2 separate regions of the Homo sapiens genome follow, and region 2 is linked to region 1. Evidence: read pairs that join two places in POLR2A ChIA-PET (ENCODE). Cell type or tissue: Caco-2. All regions are shown on one strand. Links, peaks and the distances in the headings refer to the core of each region. The heading gives the core; the rest is flanking DNA.

Region 1 (7,962 bases), core at 918-5,917:
GACTTATGCAATCAAACACAGGTTGAAAATCCCTTATCCAAAATTCTTGGGAACAGACATGTTTCAGATTTTGGATATTTTTGGATTTCAGAATATTTGCATATACATGATGAGATATCTTTGGATTTCAGAATATTTGCATATACATGATGAGATATCTTTGGATTCAAGTCTAAACACAAAATTCATTTATATTTCATGTATACTCTATACACATAGCCTGAAGGTAATTTTATACAATATTTTTAACAGTTCTGTGCATGAAACAAATTTTCACTGTGTTTTGACTGCAACCTGTCACATGAGGCCAGGTGTGGAATTTTCCACTTGTGGCATGTGAGCCCTCAAAAAGTTTTGGATTTAGGGAGCATTTCAGCTTTCAGATTTTTGGATTAGAGATACTCAATGCTATGGTTTGGAAGTTTGTTCCGCTAGACCCTTGTTGACATCTGATTCCCAATGTTAGAGGTGGAGCCTAATACAGGGTGTTTGGGCCTTGGCAGTGGATCCCTCATGAATGGATGAATCCCCTCCCACCTCCTAGGGGAGAGGAGTGGATCAATTTTCACTCTATTAGTTCCCACAAGAGCTGTTTGTTAAAAAGAGCCTGGCACCTCCTCTTTCGCTCTTGATCTCTGCACACAGCAGCTCCCCTTCACATTCTTCTATGAGTGCAAGCAGCCTGTGGCCCTTACCAGATGCAGAATCACAATCATGAACTTTTTCAGACATCACAATCATGAGCCAAATAAACCTTTTTTCTTTATAAATTACCCAGCCTCTAGGCACAGTGGCTTATGCCTGTACTTCCAGCATTTTGGGGGGCTGAGGCAGGTGAATCGCTTGAGCCCAGGAGTTCAAGATGAGCCTGGGCAACAAAGTGAGACCCTGTCTCCACAAAAATAAAAAAAATAAAAAAAGTTAGCTGGTACGATGGTACACACCTGTGGTCCCAGCTACAAGAGAGGCTGAGGCAGGAGGATTGCTTGATTCTGGGAGGTAGAGGCTGCAGTAAGCCATGATCATGCCACCGCACTCCAGCTTGAGTGACAAAGTGAGACCTTGTCTAAAAAAAGTTAAAAATAAATTAAAAATAAATAAATAAAATATATTACGCAGCCTCAGGTTTTTCTCTATAACAACACTAAACAGACTAAGACACTCAACTTGAACCATGCCAGAAAAAAGAATGAGGAAACATTTATGTTATGACAAGGGGTACTGCCAAGATACAGTGTTAATTAGAAGAAGCAAAGTATAAAACAGTGCAAAAATGAGTGACAAGTAGATGATACATGTACATATTTGCTGCATAATCACAGAAAATGGTAGCGCTGAATTTCTCTAAAGCTTGAATTTGGGTAGTTGAGTGGCCAAGAAAATTTTCACTGTGTATTCCTTTTCATCTTTTGATTGTATTTTGTGAATGTGTAGCTTTTTAAAAAATAAAATGGGCCAGGTACAGTGGCTCATGCTACTTTGAGAGGCCGAGGTAGGAGGATCACTTGAGTCCAGGAGTTTAAGATCAGCCTGAGCAACAAGGTGAGACCCCCATCTCTGCAAAAAATTAAAATATTAGCCAGGCATTGGGGAACACGCCTGTAGCCCCAGCTATTCGGGAGGCTGAGGCAGGAGCATTACGTGAGCCCAGGAGGTCCAGGCTGCGCTTCAGCCTGGGTGACAAAGTGAGACCCTGTCTCTAAAAAATAAGTACGTAAATAAATAAAATAAAATAAAACATATATAAAATATATGGAACACTCATGATACAGGGTAAGCATGGAATAAATGTTAACACTTATTTTAAATGTTTACTTAATGATAATGATTATCTTCCACTAAAATAAAGATATCCAGAGACTAAAAAAAAATACCTGTTTAAAAATTGAAATACTAGGCCAGATGCAGTGGCTCACACCTGTAATCCTAGCACTTTGGGAGGCCGAAGGAGGAAGATCACATGAGCCTAGGGTTTGAGGCTGCAGTGAGTTATGGTACTACTATTGCACTCCAGCCTGAGTGGCAGAGACCCCGTCTCAAAAAAAAAAATTATGATATATAAGTAATTTTAAACAATTGGTCTTAGTTTTAAGTTATAAGGGCATTTTTTGGGGGGACGCATGAAGTCCTACAATCTGGTCCTTTATCATTTACATCTCTAATAAAGGTATTAAAATACCCAGTAATTTTAAAAAATCTACTTATATGCAAAGAATATGACTAGAAGGAAAAGTTTTCATATACAAATGAAAATTTCTCATGATTTAGTCTTTGAGCCATTGGAGGTTTGGTAGATAATAGATGTCATTTAAACTTCTCTCAAACATTACCAGATTTTGAAAAATGAATAAAAATATTGAACATATTTTAGATAGATTTATTTATATATAGTTGTGTTTTGTTTGTAGTCCTGAGCTTTGAGCAAATCTGGATAAACTGAGAAAAAATGAAAAATGAAGAATTTATTTCCATTTGTGTTTTCTTTCTTTTCTTTTCTTTTTTTTCTTTTTTTTTTTTTTTTGAGATGGAGTTTCACTCTGTTGCCTAGGCTGGAGTGCAGTGGCGCGATCTTGGCTCACTGCAACCTCCACCTCCCAGGTTCAAGCGATTTTCCTGCCTCAGGCTCCTGAGTAGCTGTGACTACAGGCATGCGCCACCATGCCCAGCTAATTTTTGTATTTTTAGTAGAGATGGGGTTTCACCATGTTGGCCAGGCTGGTCTCGGACTCCTGACCCCAAGTGATCCACCCACCTCAGCCTCCCAATGTGCTGGTACTACAGCCATGAGCCACCGCACCAGGCTCTTCCTTTCTCCCTCCCTCCCTCCCTCCCTCCCTCCCTCCCTCCCTCCCTTCCTTCTTTACTTCCTTCCTTCCATCCTTTCTTTTCTTTCTTTATTCCTCCCTCCCTTCCTTCCTTCAATCCTTTCTTTTCTTTCTTTATTCCTCCCTCCCTTCCTTCCCTCCCTTCCTTCCCTCCTTTCCTTCCCTTCCTTCCCTCCCTTCCTTCCCTCCTTCTCCTTCCCCTTCCACTTCCCCTTCCCTTTCCCCTCCCTTACGACAGATCTCACTATGTTGCCCAGGCTGGAGTGAGTGGCTACTCACAGGTGCCATTATAGCGCACTGCAGCCTTGAACTCCTGGCCTCAAGTGGTCCCACCTCAGCCTCCTGAATAGCTGGAACTACAGGTGCACACCACCATGCGTCACTTCTTTTCCCATTTGACTTATATGTATTTAGGCCATCAGGCTGTTCTAGCCTTTTTTTTTCCAATAAGCTACACATGTAGGTTTCTCACTTTTGTTAGATATTCCATTATTAACATTCTATTTTGTTCTCTCTTACACTTGGTAATAACAGGTTCACTTATTTTATCGGTTTTTAATTTCTTAGACAGAAACATTGATATGGTTTGGCTGTGTCGCCAACCAAATCTCATCTTGAATTGTAGTTTCCATAATCCCCACATGTTATGGAGAGAATTGAATCATGGAGGTGGTTTCTCCCATCCTGTTCTCGTGGTAGTGAGTTATTTCTCACAAGATCTGATGGTTTTATAAGGGGCTTGCTTCCCCCTTAGCTAGGCATTCATACTTCTCCTTGCTGCCGTCATGTGAAGAAGGATGTGTTTGCTTCCCCTTCCACCATAACTGTAAGTTTCCTGATTCCTCCCCAACCATGCTGAACTGTGAGTCAATTAAACCTCTCTCCTTTTTTTTTTTTTTTTTTTTTTTGGAGAGATGGAGTCTCACTCTGCTGCCCAGGCTGGGTTCAGTGTCACAGTCATAGGTCACTACAGCCTTGAGCTCCTGGGCTCAAGTAATTCTCCCACCTCAACCTCCCAAGTAGCTGGGACTATAGGCATCCACCACCACACCTGGCTAATTTTTGTATTTTTAGTAGAGATGGGGTTTTACCATGTTGGCCAGGCTGGTCTTGAACTCCTGGTCTCAAGTGACCCACCCACCTCGGCCCCCCAAAGTGCTGCGATTACAGGCTTGAGCCACCACACCTGGCCAAACCTCTTTCCTTTATAACCTAGCCAGTCTCGCTGGGCGCAGTGGCTCACGCCTGTAATCCCAGCACTTTGGGAGGCCAAGGCGGGTGGATTGCCTGAGGTCAGGAGTTCGAGAACAGCCTGGCCAACATGGTGAAACTCCATCTCTACTAAAAATACAAAAATTAGCCAGTGTGGTGGCATGTTCCTGTAGTCCCAGCTACTTGGGAGGCTGAGGCAGGAGAATCACTTGAATCCGGAGGGCGGAGGTTGCAGTGAGCCAAGATGGCACCACTGCACTCCAGCCTGGCAACAGAGAGAGACTTCGTCTCCAAAAAAAAAAAAAAAAAAAAAATTACCCAGTCTCACGGATGTCTTTTTTATTAGCAGCGTGAGAATTGACTAATATAAACAGTTTTTAGGGCTTGTTACCTCTATGATGTTAGCATGTGTCCCTCTAGACTCTAATCTTGTAGCCTAGTATTTTCCAACATTTAATTTATTAAAACATTTGATTTATTAAATCAAATAGCACATCTCCTATGAAATTGTTAGAAACCTGCAAAGTTGGATAGCCCAATTTTTCTCCCATGATTCTTAATGCTACCTCCATTTTATAACACATTTTATAATGCTCTGTCTCTTTCAGTAAACACTGAACTCTTCAAAAGCAGCAGCACTGTTTTTCACTGTTATAACTATGTGCACAGCCCAACATGTATTAGGTACTCAATAATATCTGCAGAATAAAGACTTATTTTTCCCAGTAGATATGTTACATCCTAATGAAATTACTTCAGCAAATATTATCACTATATTGTAATATTAGGGTATTTTAATTCAATATAAAAGTAAATCAAATGAAGAGTGCAGAGTCTTTATCCAGCATATGTCAAAATTAGACTATAGAGGAATTCTGTTTTCCAAGATCAAATTTCAAATTAATTTCATAATAAATAATTGTGATCTAAATTGCCAATTTTAAGCTGAAATGATTGATATGTGTGTGTGTTTGTGTGCGTGTGTGGGTGTGTGTGTGGGTGTGTGTGTGTGTGTGTGTGTTTGTGTGTGTGTGTGGGTGTGTGTGTTTGTGGGTGTGTGTGTGGGTGTGGGGGTGTGTGTGTGTGTTTGTGGGTGTGTGTGTGGGTGTGGGTGTGTATAAGCTGAACAAGTAGCCTCCTTCTGACAACATGGTCCCATGATCACTTTTAAGGAAATGTTCAAGAAGTAATTGACTTGGCCGGGCGCGGTGGCTCACGCCTGTAATCCCAGCACTTTGGGAGGCCGAGGCGGGCGGATCACGAGGTCAGGAGATCGAGACCATCCCGGCTAAAACGGTGAAACCCCGTCTCTACTAAAAATACAAAAAATTAGCCGGGCGTAGTGGCGGGCGCCTGTAGTCCCAGCTACTTGGGAGGCTGAGGCAGGAGAATGGCGTGAACCCGGGAGGTGGAGCTTGCAGTGAGCCGAGATCCCGCCACTGCACTCCAGCCTGGGCGACAGAGCGAGACTCCGTCTCAAAAAAAAAAAAAAAAAAAAAAAAAGAAGTAATTGACCCTGTTGGCTAATTTTTCTCAGGAGCAACAACTCATATTACTAATGATCAAAACAAAATTGTCATTTTTTGACAGTTGTCCCCAAACATCTAGACAGACTGTTAGATTAATGCTTTTAGTGACCTAGGAGGGCATGTTTTACAGTCTGCTGTAGAAACAAGAGTAGCTGTGACAATTTGGCTATGGGGTAACTTCTTTCCTTCTTTGTGAAATGGGAGTATAATACCAGCCTCTCGGGTATGTTTTTATTTTTTATATATATGAAATGTTTATTTTAGCTTTATTTGTATTGTCAAAAACTTAAACCAAACTGAGGTGAACCTGGAGAGAGATAGTTGAATAAAACTGGTACATTACTGCAATGGAACTATGCATCTATTAAAAACAAATGATCATATCTATGTCAGTTGAACTGGATATATGTCCATCGTATAGTAAGTGAGAAAAACATATCACAGGATAAATAATTGCACTTTTGTAAAAAAAAAAAACCAAAAACAAAACAAAACAAAAAAAAACAAAACAAGCCACAAGTCATAATTCCCAATTTCTGTTTATATAGCATTTTGTTTATGCTTAAAAGGAATGGAGGAATAACTTTCTCTCCATACCTCTTTGGTAGAGTCACTTGAGCATGTATGCTGTTTTTTCCCGCCTCACAAGTTTAGTAGCCAAGGTCACTTTTTTTAAATTGACAAATAAAAATTTTATATATTTATGGTGTACAATATAGTGTTTTGATATATGTATACATTGTGGAATGATGGTCAACTTTTTTATGATGCTTTGCACAGATTTCTGGAGCTCCAACAGAGTTCCACAATTTAAATAGATCCATTGCTGCAATTTGAGAAATGTCATAACCCTCACTGAAACCCTCATTCTTAGTGAAGTGAGATATTCCTTTCAGTGGGCAACAATATAAAACCCCCTTTTTTTTTTTTGCTCCTCACTAGTATCCAGGGCACATAAATTACTCTTTAGCTAGCATAGAAATCCTGAATTTCTTATTGTCACTAGTGTTCTCAATTATGACATAATCCCAGCACTTTGGGAGGCCGAGGCAGGTGGATCACTTGAGGTCAGGAGTTCGAGACCAGCCTTGCCAACATGGTGAAACCCCGTTTCTACTAAAAATACAAAAATTAGCCAGATGTGTTGGCACGCACCTGTAATCCCACCTACTTGGGAGGCTGAGGTGGGAGAATCGCTTGAATCTAGGAGGCAGAGGTTGCAGTGAGCCAAGATCACGCCATTGTACTCCAGGCTGGGCAATGGAGCAAGACTCCGTCTCAAAAAAAAAAAAAAGGCTCAGCTGATACAAGTAAAAGTCAGGGAGAATTGCATAAGGAATCTGGTAGCCATTAAGCCCTGTGGTTTACTAAACTTATTCATCCTTCAAATTTGAATTCTAGAAATCTGTAAAACTAGACAGTATTATTTGGCCATTTGCAAAAATAGTATGTATTGTTTGTTTTTGATGGTTAATACGAGAAAATACCTTGGGGAGGAGTAATTCTCTGTTTTGGTTTTATCAAGAATGGTACCCATTATATTATTTAATGTTTCTGTTATAATGTAGAGAAACCATAGAGATGGAAAACCATTAATAGACTATTTTGTTTATGTATGAAATTTCCTGAACAGAAGGGAGATACATTGGAGAGATATTATACAAGAAGAATTGACAGATTGTGACAGTGAACATTCCTGAGATCTACTGTGTGCAGAAGTAGAGTGAGATCTTAAGGGTTTCTAGACCAAGGTACCTTTAAAAAAATAGAGAGGGTAACAGGAGAAGGTAATTTGAGTGTAAGGTATAGATGAGAGTTCACTTTGGGATATATCAACTTTGGTGGGATATGATATTGGAAAGATGACTAAAAAATTCCCAAGTGCCAATCCATCTTCTTTGAAATTCAAACCAATCAAATTCAAACTGTTAGTAATCAAACTGCTACCAAATTCAAACTGTTAGTAATCAATATGTATCTAGGATGGTTAATAATGGCATTAGGATACAGAAGGTACCTATATGTGAAAGCATCTGGCACACAGTAGGTATGGAGTAATGTTTGTTTTTGTATCTTTAATTCCCAGAAATCATTCTGCCAAAGAAACAGAATCTCAAGGAATAAAACTCTCTATTATTAAGAAGAAATTTTTATGTTTATAGGATTTTTAAATTGTATGCATCATTTTCAATACATTTTAACAGTATTACAATAGTAAGATTACTAGGAATAAATGTTAAGACTAGGAATATAAAAAATGAAAAATCACAGGTTCTTTTATTTGAGATATAATACCATTCATTTTTAACGTCTCAGCAAGCTCATTAATTGCCTCCATGTCACTACATTCAATGGATATCTATCAGTCTTCTTTTTGCTTAATTTCCTAGTCAACT
Region 2 (7,962 bases), core at 943-5,942, 330 kb before region 1:
ACATATTTATGTATATGACTAAATTGAATATTCGGTTACATGGTTGTTTCTGTCACATGAAATGTACATGTATATGCATGTGTATCTGTCTGTAGGTAAATAAGGCCATGCTGCAAATTTTCTGTTTGACCCTCCAGATCACCACCCATTTCCACTCTCGTCCCTGCACTGGTAGGCTGACCTATAAGGACTACATCAATGGACTCTGTTGTTTGCTTGCTTCTAGGCAGGTTCAACTAATAGAGTACATCAGCAGGAGATGGGAGAGAAGGACAGCAAGAGTTTGAAGTATTTATTCCCCATGTCCCTCCCTAAGGTGGTCACTGTGAGAGGGCAAGGGCTCCATCCTTGACCAGACTTCAGATTGGTAAGGCCCTTGCTCTTACCAGCCCCAAGAAATTGCATCACTGTGGTTTCCCCACATCCCCCTTGCATCCTTGTAAATAGTCTCTTTATTAAGCTCTCTTGAAAATCCCTAATGTGAGTGTCCCATCTTACCTCATGTTATGAGGGTCTCTGGTTGATACAAATTCTTAACATGAATAATATAATGGACTGTATAGTTAATATTTTCATCTGCCTCCCAGATTCAATATCCTCCTTCTTCTGGTCAACCTCCTGCTTCTGTTGAGATTGTAAAACATGTGCTCCATTACACATTGCCCCACTCACTGCAAAAACCACCCCAGGATCATGGTGGGTCACTTATATTCCTACTATCCCTTAGAATAAGGATAACTTCACAAGGTGAAGCTGCACTCTAAGCCAGACTAATAAGAATTCTGTACCCAGAACTTCCCAAATTGGAGGGAAGTGGCTTGTCCTCTTCTTGAATGAATAACTGATAAATGTAACCTTGGGGCTCTCTGTGGCCATACCTCATCTTCTCAAGTAGAGCCTTCTATAGAATGGAACTCAGCAGACAACTAGGAATAAGAGAAAGATGGTGCCAAGGAGAGGGTCCTGAAGTCATTGTGCCCATTTCATTCCCTGAGCTCCTTGTTCCTGCAGCTCTCTTCTACGCCTGCCTTCACTGCTATATGAGCATACAGCATCTATAGTATATGCCCTCTGTGCTTGAACTAGTTGAAGTTTCTGTCACATGCAACTAAAAAAAAGTGCTATTGAAATAATGGTAAAAAGTATAAATTGATATGTTTGTAATATTTGAATCCCAATTGTTTTGAATAATTCAGTGATGCTGGCAAGAAATGCACTAGAAAAGTCTTGACCTGCATTTTCACCAGAGTCAACAGGACCCTTTATCACCAAGAGTCTTCAGAAAGCCTCCACTGGAATTAAGTTTTTCGTTTTTGTTTTTTGAGACAGAGTCTCACTCTGTCACCCAGGCTGGAGTGCAGTGATGTGATCTTGGCTCACTGCAACCTCCACCTCCTGGGTTCAAGGTGGTTCTCCTGCCTTAGCCCCCCGAGTAGCTGGGATTACAGATGCCTGCCATGATGCCCAGCTAATTTTTTTGTATTTTTAGTAGAGATAGTGTTTCACCATTTTGGCCAGGCTGGTCTTGAACTCCCGACCTCAGGTGATCCTCCCGCCCTAGCCTCCCAAAGTGCTGGGATTACAGGCATGAGCCACCATGTCCGGCCAGAATTCAGTTTTTCTTAGGACGTATTTTGGACATATTTCTAGTCCAGATTATTTCCTGAAGGGAAAAATGACTGGATTAGGAGAGGGAGGATGGCAGCAGGGTGGACAGAGAGGAGAGCTTCCATTTCTTCTTATTTTTAAAGTACAAGCATGGTTAGGTATTTTGGTTTTATTATTTGTTGTGGAATTTTACTTATTTATTTTTTTGGTCAAAGAGAGCCTGAATGAAGAGTAGGTAGAATAATAGAAGAAAATGTATTCTTCCAGCCAGGTGCGGTGGCTCACACCTGTAATCCCAGCACTTTGGGAGGCTGAGTTGGGCAGATCGCTTGAGCCCAGGAGTTTGAGAACAGCTTGGGCAACATGGTGAAACCCCATTCCTACAAAATATACAAGTTTTAGCCGGGCATGGTGGCGTGCGCCTGTGGCCCCAGCTTCTTGGGGAGCTGAGGTGGAAGCATCACTTGAGCCTGGGAGGTCGAGGCTGCAGTGAGCCGTGTTTGCGCCACTGCACTCCAGCCTGGGTGACAAAGTGAGACCCTGTCTCCAAAACAAAAACAAAAAGAAAAAGAAAAAGAAAATGTATTCTTCCTAAACCGAACAGCTTCCCTCCATAGGTGTGACATTGTGTGGATTCAAAAAAGCACAAACACAGCACAAAAGACAAATGGGATTACACTCCATTAGAATAATTTGCATATGCATTAACAATACATGTCACCTACTTCTCTGGCTGCAGCATTGTGAGACTAACAAAACCTTTGAAAAGATAGGAAATAGTCCATAAATATTAATAATAGTTTACCTTCCTACAATTAAAAAATAGGAAGCCAGCATAATTCACCATGTTTTGTTATACTTATCAAAGCACATCTTTTCATTAATATTCTAAATCTAGTTTTAGAGCAATTATATTATTACTGGCGAAGTAGTTTCTCTGAAGAATTTGGGACACTGAAAAAAGAATTCATAAGATTAACATAATCCCAGCACTTTGGGAGGCCGAGCCAGGTAGATCACATGAGCCCAGGAGTTTGAGACCAGCCTAGGCAATATGGCGAAACCCCATCTCTACAAAAAACACAAAAATTATATAGGCATGGTGGTGCGTGTCTGTAATCTGAGCTGCTCGGGGAGCTGAGGCAGGAGAATTGCTTAGTCCAGGAGGTTAAGACTGCAGTGAGTCATGTTAGTACCACTACACTCCACACTCCAGCCTGGGTGACAAAGTGAGACCCTATCTCCAAAAAAAAAAAAAAAAAAAAAAGAATTCATAAGATTAACAATGAGCATCATTAAAACACTATAACAGAAAAGATCAAGAAATAAACACAAAGGAGACATTCAAATCCAAGTTGTCCTCAATCTACAAACTTCTATTAATATTTTTCTTTTATTCTTTTTTTGAGACAGGGTCTCACTTTATCACTCAGGCTGGAGTGAGTGGTGCAATCACAGCTCACTGCAGCCTTTACTTCCCAGCCTTAGGTGATCCTCTGACCTCAGATTCCTGAGTGGCTATGACTACAGGCATGCGCCACAACACCTAGCTAATTTCTGTATTTTTTGTATAGCGGGGGCTTTGCCATGTTGCCCAGGCTGGTCTCAAACTCCTTGGGCCCAAGTGATCCACCCACCTTGGCCTACCAAAGTGCTGGGACTACAGGGGTGAGCCACAGATGTCTGGCTCTAACTGCTATTGTTACTTCTAAAACAGGTATTTGTGAATTCATTTGGAACTTAGAAGAAAAAATTCCTATGGAAACAATGCTAAAAATGGTAGTTAGGTTCCTAGCAGGACCTTGCAGGTCTACTAACCCCCAGGCAGCTGAACCAAAGAACTCTAGCTCCCTGTTGTTTTTGTGGGAAAGCAGTCAAATTCCAACCTGCAACCCAGGATTTTGGAATCTCTCTCTCTTTTCTGACATCATCATCCACCACAACTCCACAGCTTGAGAAACTGGAGTAGAATCCTCCAGTCTCTTCTACTGAGCCAACAGGAAAAAAGAATTCTTTCCCTCATGGTGACAAAAGAAAAAAAAGAATTCTCAGGTACAAACATTAGCAGGAAGGAGGCAGTGACTCATCTATCAGGATGTTCAGACTTTAGTTTTCAGGGCTTGGGAAGGGCCCAAGTCCAGATACTTGCTTCATTTTCTTTCATAATGAATTTCTCATTGCTGCCCTGTGTTTGCTTTTGTTTAAAAGAAATCGCTGTGTTGCTTTTTGATCCTGAGAGACAGCAGGTGTTTTGAATTTTTATTATTCTTGTGAGTAAATGGTAGAATCTGTAAATCCAAGGCTCCTCCTGTTCTTCCTCTTGTCCTTTGTCCTCAAGAGGAAGCTCACTCTGGACAACTTTACCTGAGATACCAGAAACCACACACAGGTTCTACCAGCCACCTTTTAGGATTCTCTGAAGGCATCACCTAAATACAATCTCCTGTATATTATTCTAACAACAACTACTGCCAAAAGTTAACTCAGATCCATTTTTTAAATGTCAAGCCTCAAAAGATTTTCCCCTCCCTCCAAAAACATTAGCATGCAAACGAGTTAGCAGCCACTAATAATTTTTTTTGCTCCAAAATTATTAGCTAATTATAACAATTACTGCATTCTTAGCCTATCAGACCATGCTTTGATCATCCAGAGACAAAGATGTTTCTTGGAACCAATCCACAGGGCAACAAACAGAATCTGTTTTGATTGTTCTTTCTGAAAATCATGTTGCCAATAGTGCTCATCATCATTGCTGACCACTGAGGCTTGGCGCAGATCCAGAACGAATGGTTCCAGCATGCTATCAAGCGTCCTTAGAGGATGAGTTCTCGCCTGGCAACTTTCCCTCTAAAACATTCATAAAACCAAATAAGTGCCACATAAACATATATTCTCTGACACAAGTTTTCACTCATATCTTTCAGAATCCTGAAAATTCTGAGTATATGGGTCTGCATACATTTAAGTGATAAAAAGCATGTCTCCATTTCACAGCACTCTTCTCTAATAAGTATTACATTACAGATTGCCATATTGAGGACAATCTAATAAGACTTATGTGTGAAGGAGGTAAGAAATACCTCCAAAGTTAGCAAAATATTCTCCTTATCTACCACTTGGTTGATATTAATAATTTAAGGCTCTTCCAAACCATATGTGTATCTTTACATTTGAAAATGTCTAGGCATCATCTGGCATTAAAACTTAATCACCACTCAGAAAAGTTTAGTTTGTGTAGGTCAAAGCTTAGTGAACTATTAAAGCAACAAAAGCTTACAGTGGAGTTGTAAAGATTATACTAGACAATATGATGGAAACTTAAAAATTCACTTTAAAACGTATTTACATTCAATCACTTGCCAGTGTATATATTACCCTTGAATCAATTAAATACTTGATGACTGTTGATGTTTATTATGGCAAAAGATTTTCTGACTTCACTGTATTCACTAAATGTACTTGTCATTACATTGTGGTTTTAAACAACTCGATGGCACAAAATATTGCAGATTTTTATCTCATGATTTTTTCTCTTACAGTTTTGGCACATTCTGTTTATGGTAGGGAATGGTAATTCAAGTTAGGGGCAGGGTGTAATAAGAACCATCTGTCCTTTTCCCCATCTGAGTCCTTCTGTCATGAGTAATTGTTGTTACAAAAAAAAAAAAAGTGTACCACCTCCTTCTTGTACTTTGCGAGAGGTTACTAGTCATTCCCTTCTTTTACAATAACGTGCTTAAAATATTACATGCTTAGTTCTCTGTGGCACTAAATATGCAATCTCTGCTATTAGGATTCCAAAGCCTTCCAGTAGACTTCGAGAGACAGGTGGAAGCCATTCTTGTTAATGTCAGAGTCTAACAAAATAGAGACAATATTTAAATGGTTAGTCAAGAATGCTCCACTTTGTATTAAATATCCCAGATGTTTGCTTCATTAGGAATAAAAAAGAACTGAAGAAAAAAAAATATGTATCATGTACAAAGGAGTTTCTAAAGGGTATGAGAAAAATGTTAATATTGCATCAAGGTATGTTCATGATTTACAGAAAATAAGTACCAGGCTGGGCAACATAGGGAGACCTCATATCTACAAAAGATTTTTTTTTTTTTAATTAGCCAGGTGTGGTGGCACTTGCCTGTGGTCCCAAATATTTGGGAGGCTGAGGTAGGAGGATTTCTTGAGCCTGGGGAGGTTGAGGCTGCAGTGAGCCATGATCACACCACTGCACTCCAGCCTGGGTGTCGGAGTGAGGCCTTGTCTCTTAAAAAAAAAAGAAAAAAGAAAACAAGTTAAAAACCTAAATTCATACTTCCTAAAGACTTCTAGCATTATTTAATTTCAGAAGCATTTTTAAGAGAAAGTGAAAAGGATCTGAAGTAGGATTTAATTGTTTCTTGTTTGTTTGTTTTTGAGACGGAGTCTCACTCTGTCACCCAGGCTGGAGTGCAGTGGCACGATCTTGGCCCACTGTAACCTTCGCCTCCCAGGTTCAAGAGATTCTACTGCCTCAGCCTCCCGAGTAGCTGAGACTACAGGCACCCACCACCACGCCTGGCTAATTTTTGTATTTTTAGTAGAGATGGGGTTTCACAACATTGGCCAGGCTAGTCTCGAACTCCTGACCTCAGGTGATCCACCCACCTCAGCCTCCCAAAGTGCTGGGATTATAGGTGTGAGCCACGGCACCCAGCCTAATTGTTTCTTAGAAGAAAAGAAATTCTAGGAGGAACCAACATAAGAGGTAATCTAGGAGATGAAAGATGTGCTCAGAGATGTTGCATTATTAGCCCTAAAGAGGTAGCTCCCAAAAGGATCTACTTTACTTCAAGTGGAAGATTCACCAAGTTAGACTACAATTCTAATTATCATTGCTTTGTAAATAATATGTCTTTTTGGTTTCTTCTCCATCCCAATTTACCTTTTCTATTTTCCATTTCTTCCTTTCTCCAAGTTATGGGTAGTTTTGTCAGTTTTGGCTCATTGAGTCTCACTTCTGCTCTTTTTCTTTTTTTTATTTTTTTATTTTTTATTTATTTATTTATTTATTTTTTAATTATACTTTAAGTTTTAGAGTACATGTGCACAACGTGCAGGTTTGTTACATATGTATGCATGTGCCATGTTGGTGTGCTGCACCCATTAACTCGTCATTTAGCATTAGGTATATCTCCAAATGCTATCCCTCCTCCCTCCCCCGACCCCACAACAGTCCCCGGTGTGTGATGTTCCCCTTCCTGTGTCCATGTGTTCTCATTGTTCAATTCCCACCCCTGAGTGAGAACATGGGGTGTTTGGTTTTTTGTCCTTGTGATAGTTTGCTGAGAATGATGGTTTCCAGTTTCATCCGTGACCCCACAAAGGACATGAACTCATCATTTTTTACGGCTGCATAGTATTCCATGGTGTATATGTGCCACATTTTCTGAATCCAGTCTATCGTTGTTGGACATTTAGGTTGATTCCAAGTCTTTGCTATTGTGAATAGTGCCTCAATAAACATATGTGTGCATGTGTCTTTATAGCAGCATGATTTATAATCCTTTGGGTATATACCCAGTAATGGGATGGCTGGGTCAAATGCTATTTCTAGTTCTAGATCCCTGAGGAATCGCCACACTGACTTCCACAATGGTTGAACTAGTTTACAGTCCCACCAACAGTGGAAAAGTGTCCTATTTCTCCACATCCTCTCCAGCAACTGTTGTTTCCTGACTTTTTAATGATCGCCATTCTAACTGGTGTGAGATGATATCTCATTGTGGTTTTGATTTGCATTTCTCTGATGGCCAGTGATGGTGAGCATTTTTTTCATGTGTTTTTTGGCTGCATAAATGTCTTCTTTTGAGAAGTGTCTGTTCATATCCTTTGCCCACTTTTTGATGGGGTTGTTTGTTTTTTTCTTGTACATTTGTTTGAGTTCATTATAGATTCTGGATATTAGCCCTTTGTCAGATGAGTAGGTTGCAAAAATTTTCTCCCATTCTGTAGGTTGCCTGTTCACTCTGATGGTATTTTCTTTTGCTGTGCAGAAGCTCTTTAGTTTAATTAGATCCCATTTGTCAATTTTGGCTTTTGTTGCCATTGCTTTTGGTGTTTTAGACATGAAGTCTTCTTTTTCTAATTTTCTATTGATACTTAATTTCAATTACTTTTGTTTGTCATTTATAGAAGTTCATTTGATTGGCTGGGCATGGTGGCTCACGCCTGTAATCCCAGTACTTTGGGAGGCCAAGGCGGGTGGATCACCTGAGGTGAGGAGTTTGAGACCAGCCTGGCCAAAATGTCAAACCCCCACCTCTACTAAAAATACAAAAATTAGCCGGGCATGGTGGCGTCCCATCTACTTGG

Evidence for each region. ChIA-PET counts read pairs that join two places held together with the same protein. Peaks named below come from ENCODE experiments on the same cell type or tissue, not always from the same donor. Only the 100,000 strongest peaks of a DNase experiment are listed, where the experiment ranks them.
Region 2: POLR2A ChIA-PET joins it to region 1 with 5 read pairs; 2 of 35 experiments call an interaction of 5 or more read pairs at or near these places.

The regions. Positions count from the first base shown.
Region 1 is chr4:158,732,362-158,740,323 of GRCh38, reverse strand. No RefSeq gene overlaps it. Among named protein-coding and RNA genes, the nearest start is that of PPID, 13 kb to the right of the region's middle. In Caco-2, for the core only: no CTCF peak of the experiment used is centred there; no DNase peak of the experiment used is centred there.
Region 2 is chr4:159,067,365-159,075,326 of GRCh38, reverse strand. It overlaps a transcript of SPMIP2 not described here. Among named protein-coding and RNA genes, the nearest start is that of RAPGEF2, 32 kb to the left of the region's middle. RefSeq lists a silencer at 3,456-3,750. In Caco-2, for the core only: no CTCF peak of the experiment used is centred there; a DNase peak (open chromatin) is centred at 3,716.